Linked DNA regions of Homo sapiens: region 2 is linked to region 1. The links are chromatin contacts, found by Hi-C or POLR2A ChIA-PET in ENCODE. All regions are on one chromosome and are shown on one strand. The core of a region is the stretch at or near the end of the contact, and the rest is flanking DNA. Distances in the headings are between cores, read along the strand shown. Region 1 overlaps RFC2 (replication factor C subunit 2). Region 2 overlaps GTF2IRD1 (GTF2I repeat domain containing 1).

Region 1 (7,253 bases), core at 2,807-5,306:
TAATCCCAGCACTTTGGGAGGCCGAGGTGGGCGGATCACCTGAGGTCAGGAGTTTGAGACCAGCCTGGCCAACATGGCAAAGCCCCATCTCTACTAAAAATACAAAACTTAGCTGGGTGTGGTGGCAAGCGCCTATAATCCCAGCTACTTGGGAGGCTGAGGGAGGAGGATCGCTTGAACCTGGGAGGTGGAGGTTGCAGTGAGCCAAGATCGCACCACTGCACTCCAGCCTGGGCAGCAGAGCGAGACTGTCTCAAAACAAAAAAAAAAGACTGTGGGCCCTGGCTTCGCTTTCTCTGCTCACAGGCCTGGCATCTAGAAGGTGCTCAGTGTTTCCCAACTGCAGTGGGAGGGAGGCTGTGTCTTAGTTCCTTTGAGTTACTATAAAGGAATACCAGAGACTGGGTAATGTAGAAAGAAAAGAGGTTGATTTGGCTCACAGTTCTGCAGGCTGTACATGTAGCATGATGCCAGCATCTGCTTCTAGGGAGGGGTTCAGGCTGCTTCTGCTCATGTTGGAAGGGGAAGTGGGAGCCTGTGCATGCAGAGACCACCTGTTGAGAACGGAGGGAGGTGCCAGGCTCATTTGAACAGCCAGCTCTCCAGGGACCTAATTGATCCAGAACTCACTCACTACCTTGGGGTGGGCACCAAGCCATTCACGTGGGATCTTCCTCATGACCCAAACATCCCCACATTGGGGACCAAATTCCAAATGAGATTGGAAGGGGACAGACGTCCAAACTAGATCAACGTGGCTGATTGTCCTGAGGACCAAGTTTGTTTCACACAGTTCTGATTTTCTTCATTCAAGGCTCTCTTGTGTATTGACTGATTGATTGATTTTTCAAGGTTAGATTAATTGAGGTTTAATTTACATAGAGTAAAATTCAGCCTGTTAGGTACAGGACAAACGCACTCAGTCATGCAAACACTATCACCATCAGGATGCAGAATCTGTCATCCCAGAACAACTCATGTGTCCCTTTGAAGCCAGCCCCCTCCCCGACTACCACTTGGAAACTACCGATGTAGTTTCTGTTTCATGGGATACAGTTTTCCAGAATATCATATAAATGGGATCATGTAGAACTTAGCCTTGTGAGTTTGGCTTCTTTCTTTCACTGTAGCAGAAATGCCTTTCAGATGTGTCCACGCTGGTACTTCTATCCATGAGTCAGTCCGTGTTATCACTGAGAAGTAATCCATCCTGTGCGTGTACCACAGTTTGCTTATCTGTCCATCAGCTGGAGGACATTTGGGTTTACAGATTGTGGTGACTGTGAATAAAGCCAGTGTAAACATTTGCATATATGGATTAGTGTGAATGCAAATGTTAAGTTTTTCTTTTTCCCAAGTAAGTTCCCAGGGGTGAAATTGCCTGGGAAAATGATAAGTGTATGTTTTACTCGATAAGGAACTGCCAAACGGTTTTCCGAAGTGGCTGCAGCACGTGCATTCCCACCAGCATTCCGGAGGATCCTCAACCTAGCCACCACATGGAGTGCTCAGTTTGGTTTTTAAGCCATTCTAATAGGTGTGTAATGACCGGATGCAGTGGCTTACACCTGTAATCCCAGCTACTCGGGCGGCTGAGGGAGGAGGATCGCTTGAACCCAGGAGGTGGAGGTTGCAGTGAGCTGAGATCACACCCCTGCACTACAGCTTGGGCGACAAGAGTGAGACTCCATCTTAAAAAAAAAAAAAAAAAAAAAACCAATAACAACAACAACAAAATAACCTAATAGGCATGTGATGAGATCTCATTGTGCCTTTAATTTGCATTTCCCTAATTACTATGCTGAACATTTAATCATGTGCTCGTTTGCCATCCAGAATCTTCTTTGATGAAACATCTGTTCATATATACCCATTTTTTAAAATTTTTACATTTTTTATTTTAATTGTACTGTATTTTTTGTTTAGAGATCATGTTAAGACCGGCCAATTTTTATATTTTTGGTGGAGACGGGGTGTCCCCGTGTTGCCAAGGCTGGTCTTGAACTCCCGGGCTCAAGTGATCCTCCCGCCTCGGCCTCCCAAAGTGCTAGAATTACAGGTGTGAGCCACTGCGCCTGGCCTACCTTTTTTATGTTTTTGAGAGACAGGGTCTTGCTCTGTCACCCAGGCTGGAGTGCAGTGGTGCGATCATAGTTCACTGCAGCCTCAACCTTCCATGCTCAAGCAATCCTCCCACCTCAGGCTCCCGAGTAGCTGGGACTGCAGGCATGTGCCACTACACTTGGGTCATTTTTATTTTCTTTTTTTCGTAGAGTTTGGGTGTTGCTATGTTGCCCAGGCCCAACTCTGGGCAAGTGATCCTCCTGCCTCAGCCTCCCAGAATGCTGGGATTACAGGTGTGAGCTACTGCTCCAGGTCTAAATCTACCCATTTTTTAATTGGGTTGTTTGATTTTTATTACTGAATTTATTTACTTATTTATTTTTGAGATGGAGTCTTGCTCTGTTGCCCAGGCTGGAGTGCAGTGGCACTATCTCAGCTCACTGCAACCTTCGCCTCCCAGGTTTAAGTGATTCTCCTGCCTCAGCCTCCCGAGTAGCTGGGATTACAGGCGTGCGCCACCATACCTGGCTAATTTTTGTATTTTTAGTAGAGATGGGGTTTTACCATGTTGGTCAGGCTGATCTCGAACTCCTGGGCTCGTGATCCACCTGCCTTGACCTCCCAAAGTACTGGGATTACAGGCATGAGCCACCACGCCTGGACTTTATTACTGAATTTTTGAGAATTCTTTATACAGTCTGGATGCAAGTTCTTTATCAGATATATAAATATTTTCCTCTAGCCTGGCTTTCCGTGCCACCACCCCGCCCCCCCTCGCCCCACCCATTTTCTTAACAGTTTCTTTGAAAGAACTATCAGCATCCTTTTAAGAAATAAATAGAACTTTAGGTAAACATAATCCATTGCATCTTAGCATTCATTTTCCGGCTGGGGTTGGAATTCCTCATGCTGATTTTGAAAAAACCATTAGTTCAGTTTGTTTCTGTTTTTATTTTTATTTTTTTCAGTTCAGATTTTAAAAAAGAACTCCCCCACTTATTAACCAGATTTGAATTTGGTTTGTTTTTCAGGAAATTGGATACACTCACATGAAAATAGCGGAAGGAGTGAACTCTCTTTTGCAGATGGCAGGCCTCCTGGCAAGGCTGTGTCAGAAGACAATGGCCCCGGTGGCCAGTTAGAGCAGAGACTTCACTGACTGACTTACAGGTGCCCTATTCTGAGGTACAGGAGCCGCGGCTTTCTGATGGGGGAAAATGCCGCCTTAGGCTGGAGCCAACATGACTGTCCTTTAAACTCCAGTGGCTGGCCAGGCACGGTAGCTCACGCCTGTAATCCCAACACTTTGGGAGGCCGAGGCAGGTGGATCACCTGAGGTCAGAAGTTCAAGACCAGCCTGGCCAACATGGGGAAACCCTGTCTTTACTAAAAATATAAAAATTAGCTGGGTGTGGTGGCGGGCACCTGTAATCCCAGCTACTCGGGAGGCTGTGGCAGGAGAATCGCTTGAACCCAGGAGGTGGAGGTTGCAGTGAGCCAAGATCACACCATTGCACTCCAGCCTGGGCGACAGAGTCTCCATCTGGGGAAAAAAATTAAATAAATAAACTCCCGTGACTTGCATGTTTGCTTCTGGGACGTCTGTGCCCCGCAAGTGTTTGAGTTTGGCCTCCACCCCATTGATGCGGTGACGGGGCGGAAAGGCGCAGAGAAGCTGAGGGCGGTCTCTGATCTGTGTGTGGGTTGACATTTTAGCTAATAAAGCCTTGCAGTGTTTGTTGGCAATAAGGTGACCATGTGAAGCCTCGAGAAAAACCAGCTTCCTGTCTCTACGGGCCTTGGCAGCCTACAAGTAGAAAAGGCGATTAGATAGTAGACCCACAAGCTCATCTCGGTTCTTCTAGAAGCCTGAAGGCGCCACTTCCCCAGGGCGAGGGCAGGGTTTGCTGTCTTTCCTATTTAGACTGATTTCTCAGAATGGCCAGGTGGCGAGCCTTTCAGAGAGGGCGGCAGAGTGGAGAGATGCAGCCCAGCCCTCAGGAAAACACCGTGATGCTCTTCCTGTGTTCTAGACCATACTCTTTGCGCTTGCTTTAGAATTCCCCAAAGAATTTCGTACTAATTTGTAGAATTGCCTTTTTTTTTTTTTTGGTAAGATACTATTTTTTTCCCTTTTTGTTTTGTTTTGATTTTTGAGATTGGGTCTCACTCTGTCGCCCAGGCTAGAGTGTAGTGGGCCAATCTTGGCTCACTGCAGCCTCAACCTCTTGGGCTCAAGTGATCCTCCTACCTCAGCCTCCTGAGTAGCTGGGACTACAGGCATGTACCACGATACCCAGCTAATTATTAAATTTTTTGTAGAAATGAGGTCTCACTATATTGCTGGGACTGGTCTCGAACTCCTGGCCTCAAGTGATCCTCCCACCTCAGCCTCCTAAGTGCTGGCATTACAGGTGTGAGCCACCATGCCTGGCCCATTTGGGCACGGTGGCTAAAATACGAAATACTAAAATACGAAATTAGCTGGGCATGGTGGCGCACGCCTGTAATCCCAGCTACTCAGGAGGCTGAGGCAGGAGAATTGCTTGAACCCAGGAGGTGGAGATTGTAGTGAGGCAAGATGGTGCCATTGCACTCCAGCCTGGGCGACAGAGCGAGACTCTTACAAAAAAAGGAAGAGAAACTTGTCCCTGAGGTTGTACAGTCAGGACTTCAGGATGTGAAGTAACAGGTGGGCGGCAGTTGGGTTCTAGATGTTTCTTCTGATTTCCTAACTTGTCGCATTAATTTCTTCTCATGGGAAGAGTCCCTGGGCCATCCCAGAAAGACGGCTGGACTTGGGAACTAAGATCCCATCCGCAGCCCTGATGCTCTCAGGGTCCCTTTTTATTAAACAAGAGCTGTGGCCGCCATTCCCTTAAGGCTTTTTGTGTTTGGTTATGTTTTTTGAGACAAGGTCTCCCTCTTTCGTCCAGGCTGGAGTGCAGTGGTGCGATCTCGGCTCACTGCAAGCTCCGCCTCCCGGGTTCACGCCATTCTCCTGCCTCAGCCTCCCAAGTAGCTGGGACTACAGGTGCCCGCCACCATGCCCGGCTAATTTTTTTGTATTTTTATTAGAGACGGGTTTCACTGTGTTAGTCAGGATGGTCTCGATCTCCTGACCTCGTGATCCACCCACCTCAGCCTCCCAAAGTGCTGGGATTACAGGCGTGAGCCACTGTGCCTGGCCGTGTTTTGTTATGTTTTTTGAGACAAGGTCTCCCTCTTGCCCAGGCTGGAGTGCAGTGATGCAATCATAGTTCACTGCAACCTTCTGGGTTCAAGTGATTTTCCTGCCTCAGCCTCCCAAGTAGTTGAGACTACAGGCATGCACCACCAGGCCCGGCTAATTTTTATATTTTTATAAAAGGTTTTTTACCTGAAGCAGGAGAAAGGAGACACAGGATAATCACTGCTTTTCAACTAAAATGGTTTTATTGAGATGTTTTGGTTGGAGGAGATACTTTTTCTGGCAACATTTCTGACTCAAGGTCCCTCTGGGCCCCAGCTCTTCCCATGAGACAGTCACAACACTGTTTAATCAGCTCTGCAGAGGCCAGCCCTGGAGCAGAGGAGGATTCAGGGCCATGGAGGGGACCTACTCTGCCCTGTTCTGGTCACTACTTCTCTAGACTCTCATGCACTATTGTCTGTAGCAAGTGACATTTCCACTGGAAGCACATAAAGATGGCGACAGCCTCATTTCTTCCTGAGTGAACTGAAGCCCAAAGAAAGGGGAGGTCCCACCAAAGGGGAAGAGAGCCAGGGCCCCACCCAACAAGGATGCTGAAATAAACTACATGTAATGCTTTCTAGGAGACAACACAGAAATCTCTACTCTGAAATCCAGAATGTTAAATATGGCTCCCCCTCTATAAGTTAACTGTACAAGCTTATCAATCATTTAAAACCCCAGCAACCAACAATAGCAATTAGGAATCCAAATTCATAGCACAAAAGAACACAGATACCAGTGTTGGACAGTGGTTTTGTTATGGGGACTGGGTGACAGCTTATCCTAAATCCTGCGCATCCGTCCATACCAGGAGCCGGGTTACCCTTGGTACCAGGTGCCTGCCCCACAAAGCCTGGGTCGGGAGAGGGCTTGGTGACGGGCCTGCAGCTCCCGTGAGTAACTGTCTTTTCCCAGGCTGTGCACGCATGGCCAGGTGGTCCTCAGGGTGGCTGGTTCTCCTTCCAGGAGCAACCATGGCAGGGGCTTAAAAGTTGAGTAGCTCTGGGAAATGGTCCTTGGAAGGCAGCGATGGGTCCATGAGCACAGTGGTCCCTCTTTGCCTTGGCTCCTTAAATGAAGAGGAAAGTTTGTAGAAGGAGGTTTGCCTTGATCAGTATTTTGTTCCTGAGAACCATAACCACTGGTTTGGGGACACCATTGAGCCTGCCTCCTGGCTGAGAACAGAAGCCGCACATCAATAACTGGGTTTCTTTTTTTTTTTTTGAGATGGAGTCTCACTCTGTCACCCAGGCTGGAGTGCGGTGGCGCGATCTCGGCTCACTGCAAGCTCCGCCTCTCAGGTTCACGCCATTCTCCTGCCTCAGCCTCCCAAGTAGCTGGGACTACGCCACCACGCCCAGCTAATTTTTTTTTTTTTTTTTTGTATTTTTAGTAGAGACAGGGTTTCACCATGTTAGCCAGGATGGTCTCGATCTCCTGACCTCGTGATCCGCCCACCTCGGCTTCCCAAAGTGCTGGGATTACAGGCGTGAGCCACCACGCCTGGCCCATTTTGTTTGTTTGTTTTTGTGTTTTTGAGACAGAGTCTTGCTCTGTCTCCCAGGCTGGAGTGCAGTGGCGTGATCTCGGCTCACTGCAAGCTCTGCCTCCCGGGTTCACGCCATTCTCTTGCCTCAGCCTCCCAAGTAGCTGGGACTACAGGCGCCTGCCACCATGCCCGGCTAATTTTTTGTATTTTTAGTAGAGACGGGGTTTCACTGTGTTAGCCAGGATGGTCTCGATCTCCTGACCTTGTGATCCGCCCGCCTCAGCCTCCCAAAGTGCTGGGATTACAGGCGTGAGCCACCGCGCCTGGCTTTTTTTTTTTTTTTTTTTTTTTTTTTTTTAAGACGTAGTTGCCCAGGCTGGAGTGCAATGGTGCGATCTTAGCTCACTGCAACCTCCTCCTTCCAGGTTCAAGTGATTCTCGTGCCTCAGCCTCCCGAGTAGCTGG
Region 2 (6,991 bases), core at 808-3,307, 370 kb before region 1:
ACCTTGTGATCCACCCACCTCGGCCTCCCAAGGTGCTGGGATTACAGGTGTGAGCCACCGCACCCGGCCTTTTTTTTTTTTTTGAGATGGAGTTTTGCTCTGTTGCCCAGGCTGGCGTGTGCAGCGGTGCGATCTCCACTCACTGCAACCTCCACCTTCTGGTTTCAAGCGATTCTCCTGCCTCAGCCTCCCGAGTAGCTGGGATTACAGGCATCCGTCACCACGCCCAGCTAATTTTTGTATTTTTTAGTAGAGACGGGGTTTCACTATGTTGGCCAGGCTGGTCTTGAACTCTTGACCTCGTGATCCGCCCGCCTCAGCCTCCCAAAGTGCTGGGATTACAGGTGTGAGCCATCTCGACCGGCCGAGACCCTGTCTTTTAGAAAAAAAAAAAGTAATAATTAATAATGAAGATAAATAACGCTTTGGTTCCTTAAAAAGAGGTACCTCGCAGGGCCGTTGGAAGCACCAGCCAGGAGAGCTCAGGACCAACCCTCCCCTGAGTGCACCAAGCCAGGCACCTGGGCGGTGCGGGAGGGTGGCCCGAGGGGAGCAGGTGCCCCGTCTCGTTTTGTGGCCCGTCCCTGCGCCAATTATTGCTTTATTACTGTTTTCAGTCAGATATAATTCCAGCATTTTCTATAATCTTGATCTTTTCATTGATACCAGATTTTTGTACAATGATTTGTATATAAAATGACTGTGTACCCACCAGAATACATTCCCCGGCAATTAGAACGTTTAAGATGCAGCTCCTAACCGTCCTTCATTTATTACTTTTGAAAGTGTTTTGTGATTTTTTTGGGGATGTGTTTACAAATCCAATAACAATTCTCATTTAGAGTTGCAAAACACGAAGCCATTTCGAACCGAGACAGATGGCAGCTAAATGAAGTTTAATTAAAGAATGAGTGCTTTGAATCAAATCACTTTTTAAAAAGTACAGTACACTGAGATTCTGGAGAGGTTGCATAAACAGCATCTGGGCGCTTCTGCGAGGAAAAGAGTCAGTAAGGCTTTCCCATCGGATAAGGGGCTGGGCGGGCGCAGGGTGGGCGAAGGGAAAAGCGGCCCTTTGCACAAGACCTCTGTCCTCTGCCTGGACACACCTCCCAAAGCCCAGGCCTCCAGGGACTGGGGGAAACTCACAGGAGGCAACCTCTTGCTTCAAACGCTTTGGCTTGGAGCAGGGGAAGGGGGTGGGAGAGGGGTCCCCACTTCTGCCCTTTCTTTAAGACATAGGGTCTCGCTGTGTTGCCCAGGCTGGAGTGCAGCGGCTCAATCCTCTGCTTTTAGGGAAGCGGGAGGATACGAGGGTTTGCTGCACCGACCCACTTAATTGCACGCCATCTGCACAGTGAGCCTGAAAGAGAACAGATTGGGAGCTTCGCGGGCCTTTGCGCGGATGAAGGAGGATCGGGTTCCCCGGCCCGCCCTACCCCCGGGCTCTGCGCCCTCTCCATGCACGGGATGGCAGTGCCCGCGGGCACAGTCTCAGCCCCGCCGCTCCCGGCCGGGGCAGGAGCCACTTCCGGCTCTGGCCGCGGATCTGAGCGGTGGAGCGGGGGCGGCGGGTCTAGACGACCGACAGGCGCCAGCGGGCGGTGGCGGGCGGGAGGGGGCGCCAGGTGGGCCGGGCCCGGGGGACGGAACGGTGGGACAGAAGGCTGGGGACCCGACCCCCTGCGAGGCGCCTGGAACGCCGCACCTAGATGCTTGCACTGGGTGCAAGGAAAGCAAAACAGATTTTAAATCCAGAGTCACAGGATCGGGGGTGGGGGATGGGTTACAGGACGTGAGGGTTGAAGGCAAGGTGGCAGCTGCAAGGACTCTTCAGATCATCTTGACTTCATAGGCAGTTTCTGCTTGGAGGTGGTGGCCAGTTGAGGAGGTCACTCCTGCCCCCATCCTGGAGTGGAAAAAGTGGGCCCGGCCCAGGGCAGGGGCTGAGGGTGGAGTGGAGGCGCCTGGTGGCACTGGGAGCCACTAGGAGGTGGGAGGGAGGAAGGTGAGGCTGGCAGCTGACTGGGTGGGGGGTTTGCACCAGCGGAGAGGGGGTGGCTGTGCCAGGCACGTGGTTTCTAGCGTCTTTCCAGGAGGAAGTGTGGTCTGGAAGGCTGGGATGGGGCCTTCCTCCCAGCTCTGGGCATGGATGGGACTGACCCTGAGGACTGGCAGAAGCCCTGGACTAAAGTTTTGACCATTTCCTCAGCTGATTCAGAACTCAGTCCCTCCAAGCCACAGGCCTCATTCTGGGCCCTGGGTGGACGGTTAGAGCCAGATCCTGGGACCACCCTGACCCCTGACTCTCCAGAACCCCTCGTCCACCCGACTGGCTGACCCTCTAGTTATTTTCTCCACCTGGCCCAAACCACTGCCATCTCTCTCTCTCTCTCTTTTTTTGAGACGGAGTCTCGCTCTGTTGCCCAGGCTGGAGTGCAGTGGTGCGATCTCAGCTCACTGCCAATCTCTGCCTCTTGGGTTCAAGAGATTCTTCTGCCTCAGCCTCCAGAGTAGTTGGGATTACAGGTGTCCACCACCATGCCCAGCTAATTTTTGTATTTTTAGTAGAGACAGGGTTTCACCATGTTGGCCAGGCTGGTCTCGAACTCCTGGCCTCAGGTGATCCACCCACCTCAGCCTCCCAAAGTGCTGGGATTACAGGCATGAGCCACTACGCCTGGCCTCTACTGCTATCTTCTGTTGGAGCCTCCCAGGTGGTCTTCTGATGTATTCCTCCCTTCCTTCTCCGACATCTCTCAGCGGGCAGGGGCACCCTTCCAAAATGCAGACCTAGGCCTGGCTCTCCCCCAGGTACTTCCTGCTGTGGGTCTCATTTGCCTTCTGGAAATTGCCTTGGCCCGGCTTATGAGGCCTTCCACGTGGGTCGGTGAGAAAAAGTACGCAGCTCTGTCCCAGAGTGCATGGCTGGGCAGGTGTAACCCAGGCTGGATGTCTGCCTCTGCCCACCACTTCAGCCCGGCACCATGTGTAGGAGACACCTGCTTAGCGTCCTCGGGAACCCTGACTAAGTCCACACCTGCCCTGACATGTCACCTCCAGCCACCCTGTGTCTGCTCTGGTGACACCTTCTTATTCCTGGAACGTACCCAGTCCCTGTCCAGCTCCGTTTTTGCCCACATCGCTCTCGTCTTAAACACCCACCTACCTCAGCCCTCCTCTCTTTGTCCCCCCAAAGCCTCACTTGCTCTTCAAGCCTCAGCTTCAAGGACTCTTCCTACTTTCTGCACTAGGTGAGGCCCCCCCGCTTTGTTTTTTCAGAGGCAGGGTCTTGCTCTGTTGCCCATGCTCAAGAGCAGTGGTGCAATCACGGCTCACTGCAGTGTCAAACTCTTGGTCTCAAACAATCCTCCTGCCTCAGCCTCCAGAGTAGCTGGGACCACGCACACACCACCATACCCAGCTAATTAACATTTTTTAGAGAAAGGGTTCCACTATGTTGTCTAGGCTGGTCTTGAACTCCTGGCCTCAAGCGATCCTCCCACCTTGGCCTCCCAAAGCACTGGGATTACAGGCCTGAGCCACCGCACCAGCCCTACTCTGTTTTGTACTCCCTGGCAGCTGCCTCCCCAATTAGGACACTCAGCTGCTTGGCCTCCCCAGCCAGAAGGGCAGGGCTCAGTAAATATGTGTCACCCAATAAGCAGGGACTGGGTGCCAGGCCTTGGACGCCTGCCACGCTCTTGTGACTTGTCTTTCTGCCTTCAGTCTTGTCCCTTCCTTCAACTTCCCACCTGCCCCTAAAGTGGTCTTTCTGAGACACAGCTGGGACCCCATCACTCTGCTTGTCAGGTATCCAGAGCTCTATCCAAAATCATCCCAGGCTGGGCATGGTGGCTCACGCCTCTAATCCCAGCACTCTGGGAGGCTGGGGCAGGAGGATGGCTTGAGCCCAGGAATTTGCAGCCAGCCTGGGCAACATAACCCAAGACCCCATCTCTACAAAAAAATCAAAAAATTAGCTGGGTGTGGTGGCTCACACCTGTAGTCCCAGCTACTCTGGAGGCTGAGGCAGGAGGATTACTTGAGCCCAGGAGTTTGAGGCTGCAGGAAGATATGATCGTGCCACTGCATTCCAGCCTGGGGACACAGAAAGAACTTGCCTCTGAAAAAAGAAAACTTGTCCTGCCCCCACCCCACCCCCCTTTTTTTTTGAGATGGAGTTTCATTCTTGTTGCCCAGGCTGGAGTGCAATGGTACAGTCTCGGCTCACTGCAACCTCTGCCTCCTGGGTCCAAGCAATTCTCCTGCCTCTGCCTTCCAAGTAGCTGGAATTACAGTTGCGCGCCACCACACCTGGCTAATTTTTTTGTATTTTTAGTAGAGATAGGGTTTCATCATGTTGGCTGGGCTGGTCTCGAACTCCTGACTTCAGGCGATCTGCACACCTTGGCCTCTCAATGTGCTGGGATTACAGGCGTGAGCCACCGCACCTGGTCTCCAAACCCCTTTTTGAAGAAGCCTCCCATCCAGCCACAGTGCTTCACTGGGATGGGCCCCTCCCTCTCTGACATTTACCATATTTAACACTTTTTTTTTTTTTTGAGACAGGGTCTTGCTTTGTCGCCCAGGCTGGAGTGCAGTGGTGTAATCATGACTCACTACAGCCTCAACCATCTTTACTCAAGCAATCCTCCTCCTGCCTCAGCCTCCTGAGTAGCTGGACTCCAGGTGTGTGCACCACCACGCCTGGCTAATTTTTGTGCTTTTGTTTTGTTTTTTTGAGACGGACTTTTGTTCTTCTTGCCCCAGCTGCAGTGCAATGGCGTGGTCTCAGCTCACTGCAACCTCTGCCTCCCAGGTTCAAGTGATTCTCCTACCTCAGCCTCCTGAGTAGCTGGGATTACAGGTTCCCGCCACCACACCTGGCTAATTTTTGCATTTTTAGTAGAGATGGGGTTTCACCATGTTGGCCAGGCTGGTCTCGAACTCCTGACCTCAGGTGATCCACCCGCCTCGGCCTCCCAAAGTGCTGGGATTACAGGCATGAGCCATCATGCCCGGCCTCATTTTTGCATTTTCGTACAGACGGGGTCTCCTTATGTTGCCCAGGCTAGTCTCAAACTCCTGACCTCAGGTGATTCACCCGCCTCAGCCTCCCAGAGTGCTGGGATTACAGGTGTAAGCCACATTTAACATTTTCTAGAGAAAGGGTTCTACTATGTTGCCTAGGCTCATCTCAAACTCCTGGTCTCAAGCAATCCTCCCACCTTGGCCTCCCAAAGCATCGGTATTACAGGCCAATGAGGTCGAACTCCTGACCTCAAGCAATCCACCCACCTCGACATCCCAAAGTGCTGGGATTCCAGGCATGAGCCACCACGCCCGGCCCCGTGGCACATTTTCCTTCCGTGGCTTTTCTTCTTGAGGTCACGTGCTCCCAGGAGCACAGAGAGCTCTGGGGTCTTCCTGGACACTACCTCTGCTGTGATGAAGAAGGAGGGCCTTGGCAGGCCACCTGAGCTGCGTTTCCTGACCCTGTCCCCAGTGACAGCTGCGGCCACGATCCAAAAGAGAACATGAAACAGTGACCGTAAAAGTAAAGGCAACACTCTTTTTTTTTTTTTTCTTTTTTTACTTATTTAAAAAGGCCTTGGTGGCAGGAATATAGTGTAAAAATCATTGGAAAAACTAAAAGGCATCGATACATATCCGAATATACATTTTGTACATAAATTACATTTCCTTTAGTCTTTCTGAGTGAGGTCCTGATTCAGTACTGAGGTCTAGTAATTAAGAGGTCCCGGGAGCTGCACGTTCAGGCCGGCATAGTCCACCATGTACATTGGCCATTGCTAGAGAGAGGGACAAAGGGACTGGATTAGGACTCCAGGTGATGCGGAACAAACCCAAAATGCTTAGTTCTGCTTTTGGAAGAGCTTTCTCAGAGGCTATTTATTTATATTTTTTATTTTTTTGAGATGGAGTTTCACTCTTCTGCCCAGGCTGGAGTGCAGTGATGCAATCTCGGCTCACTGCAACCTTGGCCCCGCGGGTTCAAGCGAGTCTCCTGCCTCAGCCTCCCGAGTAGCTGGGATTATAGGCGCCCGCCACCATGCCCGGCTAATTTTTCTATTTTTAGTAGAGACGGGGTTTTGCCATGTTGGCCAGGCTGGTCTTGAACTCCTGAGCCTCAAGTGATCCGCCTGCCTCGGCCTCCCAAAGTGCTAGGATTACAGGCGTGAGCCACCACACCCAGCCTATTTATTTATTTTTGAGATGGAGTCTCGTTCTCTTGCCCAGGCTGGAGTGCAATGGGACGATCTTGGCTCACTGCAGCCTCAATCCCCTTGGGCTCAAATGATCCTCCTGCCCCAGCCTCCCAAGTAGCTGCGACCACAGGCACGTGCCACCATGCCTGGCTAATTTTTTTTTCTGAGACAGTGTTTCACTCTTGTTGCCCAGGCTGCAGTGCAATGGCGCGACCTCGGCTCATTGCAACCTCTGCCTCCCAGGTTCAAGCGATTCTCCTATCTCAGCCTTCCAAGTAGCTGGGATTACAGGCATGAGCCACTATGCCCCACTTTGCCCGGCTAATTTTGTATTTTTAGTAGAGATGGGGTTTCCCCGTGTTGGTCAGCCTGGTCTCAAACTCCTGACCTCAGGTGATCCACCCGACTTGACCTGCCAAAGTGCTGGGATTACAGGCGTGAGCCACTGCACCCGCCAGCCATGTCTTTTCATGTCTCCAGCTCTGGTGCGGCTGAAGGGTGTGGGCAGGTGGACCTCAGCCGGCCCATCTGCCCAGCGAGGATGTGAATTCCTGCCTGAGTGCCTGTGAGTACCCCACGAGAAGGATGGGCTACCTCTTGGGTGAGACAGGTGGATGCATCTATAACCCCCGAGGCCGGAAGGTCCCCACTCAAAGCCCAGTGCCTCCCCGTCCCCTGGGCCCACATCCCAGAGTAGACGGCCCTGCCAGACAGAGGGGTGAGGGCCACAGAGATGAGTGCCGGAGTCCAAATCGGTG

Evidence for each region. A loop is a pair of places that touch in the nucleus more often than their neighbours do. ChIA-PET counts read pairs that join two places held with the same protein, here RNA polymerase II (POLR2A). Pooled maps may share reads with other maps.
Region 2: a pooled map shows a loop between it and region 1 (2.3-fold over the local background). The contact joins two enhancer-like sites. A Hi-C loop is called at or near these places in 1 of 50 pooled maps. POLR2A ChIA-PET finds 5 or more read pairs at or near these places in 2 of 52 experiments (WTC11 and activated CD8-positive, alpha-beta memory T cell).

The regions. Positions count from the first base shown.
Region 1 is chr7:74,228,059-74,235,311 of GRCh38, reverse strand. RFC2 (replication factor C subunit 2) reads left to right here. Exons shown (of 11, transcript NM_181471.3): 11 at 3,096-3,810. The coding sequence ends at 3,206. LAT2 (linker for activation of T cells family member 2) reads right to left here. Exons shown (of 14, transcript NM_032464.3): 14 at 5,478-6,368. Among named protein-coding and RNA genes, the nearest start is that of LAT2, 22 kb to the right of the region's middle. RefSeq lists an enhancer at 5,668-5,947. Within about 2 kb of position 4,056, at least 7 of the 41 ENCODE cell types and tissues checked have a DNase peak (open chromatin) inside an H3K27ac peak, as active enhancers do.
Region 2 is chr7:74,601,190-74,608,180 of GRCh38, reverse strand. GTF2IRD1 (GTF2I repeat domain containing 1) reads right to left here. Exons shown (of 27, transcript NM_005685.4): 27 at 5,576-5,816. The coding sequence ends at 5,748. Among named protein-coding and RNA genes, the nearest start is that of MIR10525, 8.7 kb to the right of the region's middle. RefSeq lists a silencer at 1,274-1,683. Within about 2 kb of position 2,057, at least 19 of the 41 ENCODE cell types and tissues checked have a DNase peak (open chromatin) inside an H3K27ac peak, as active enhancers do.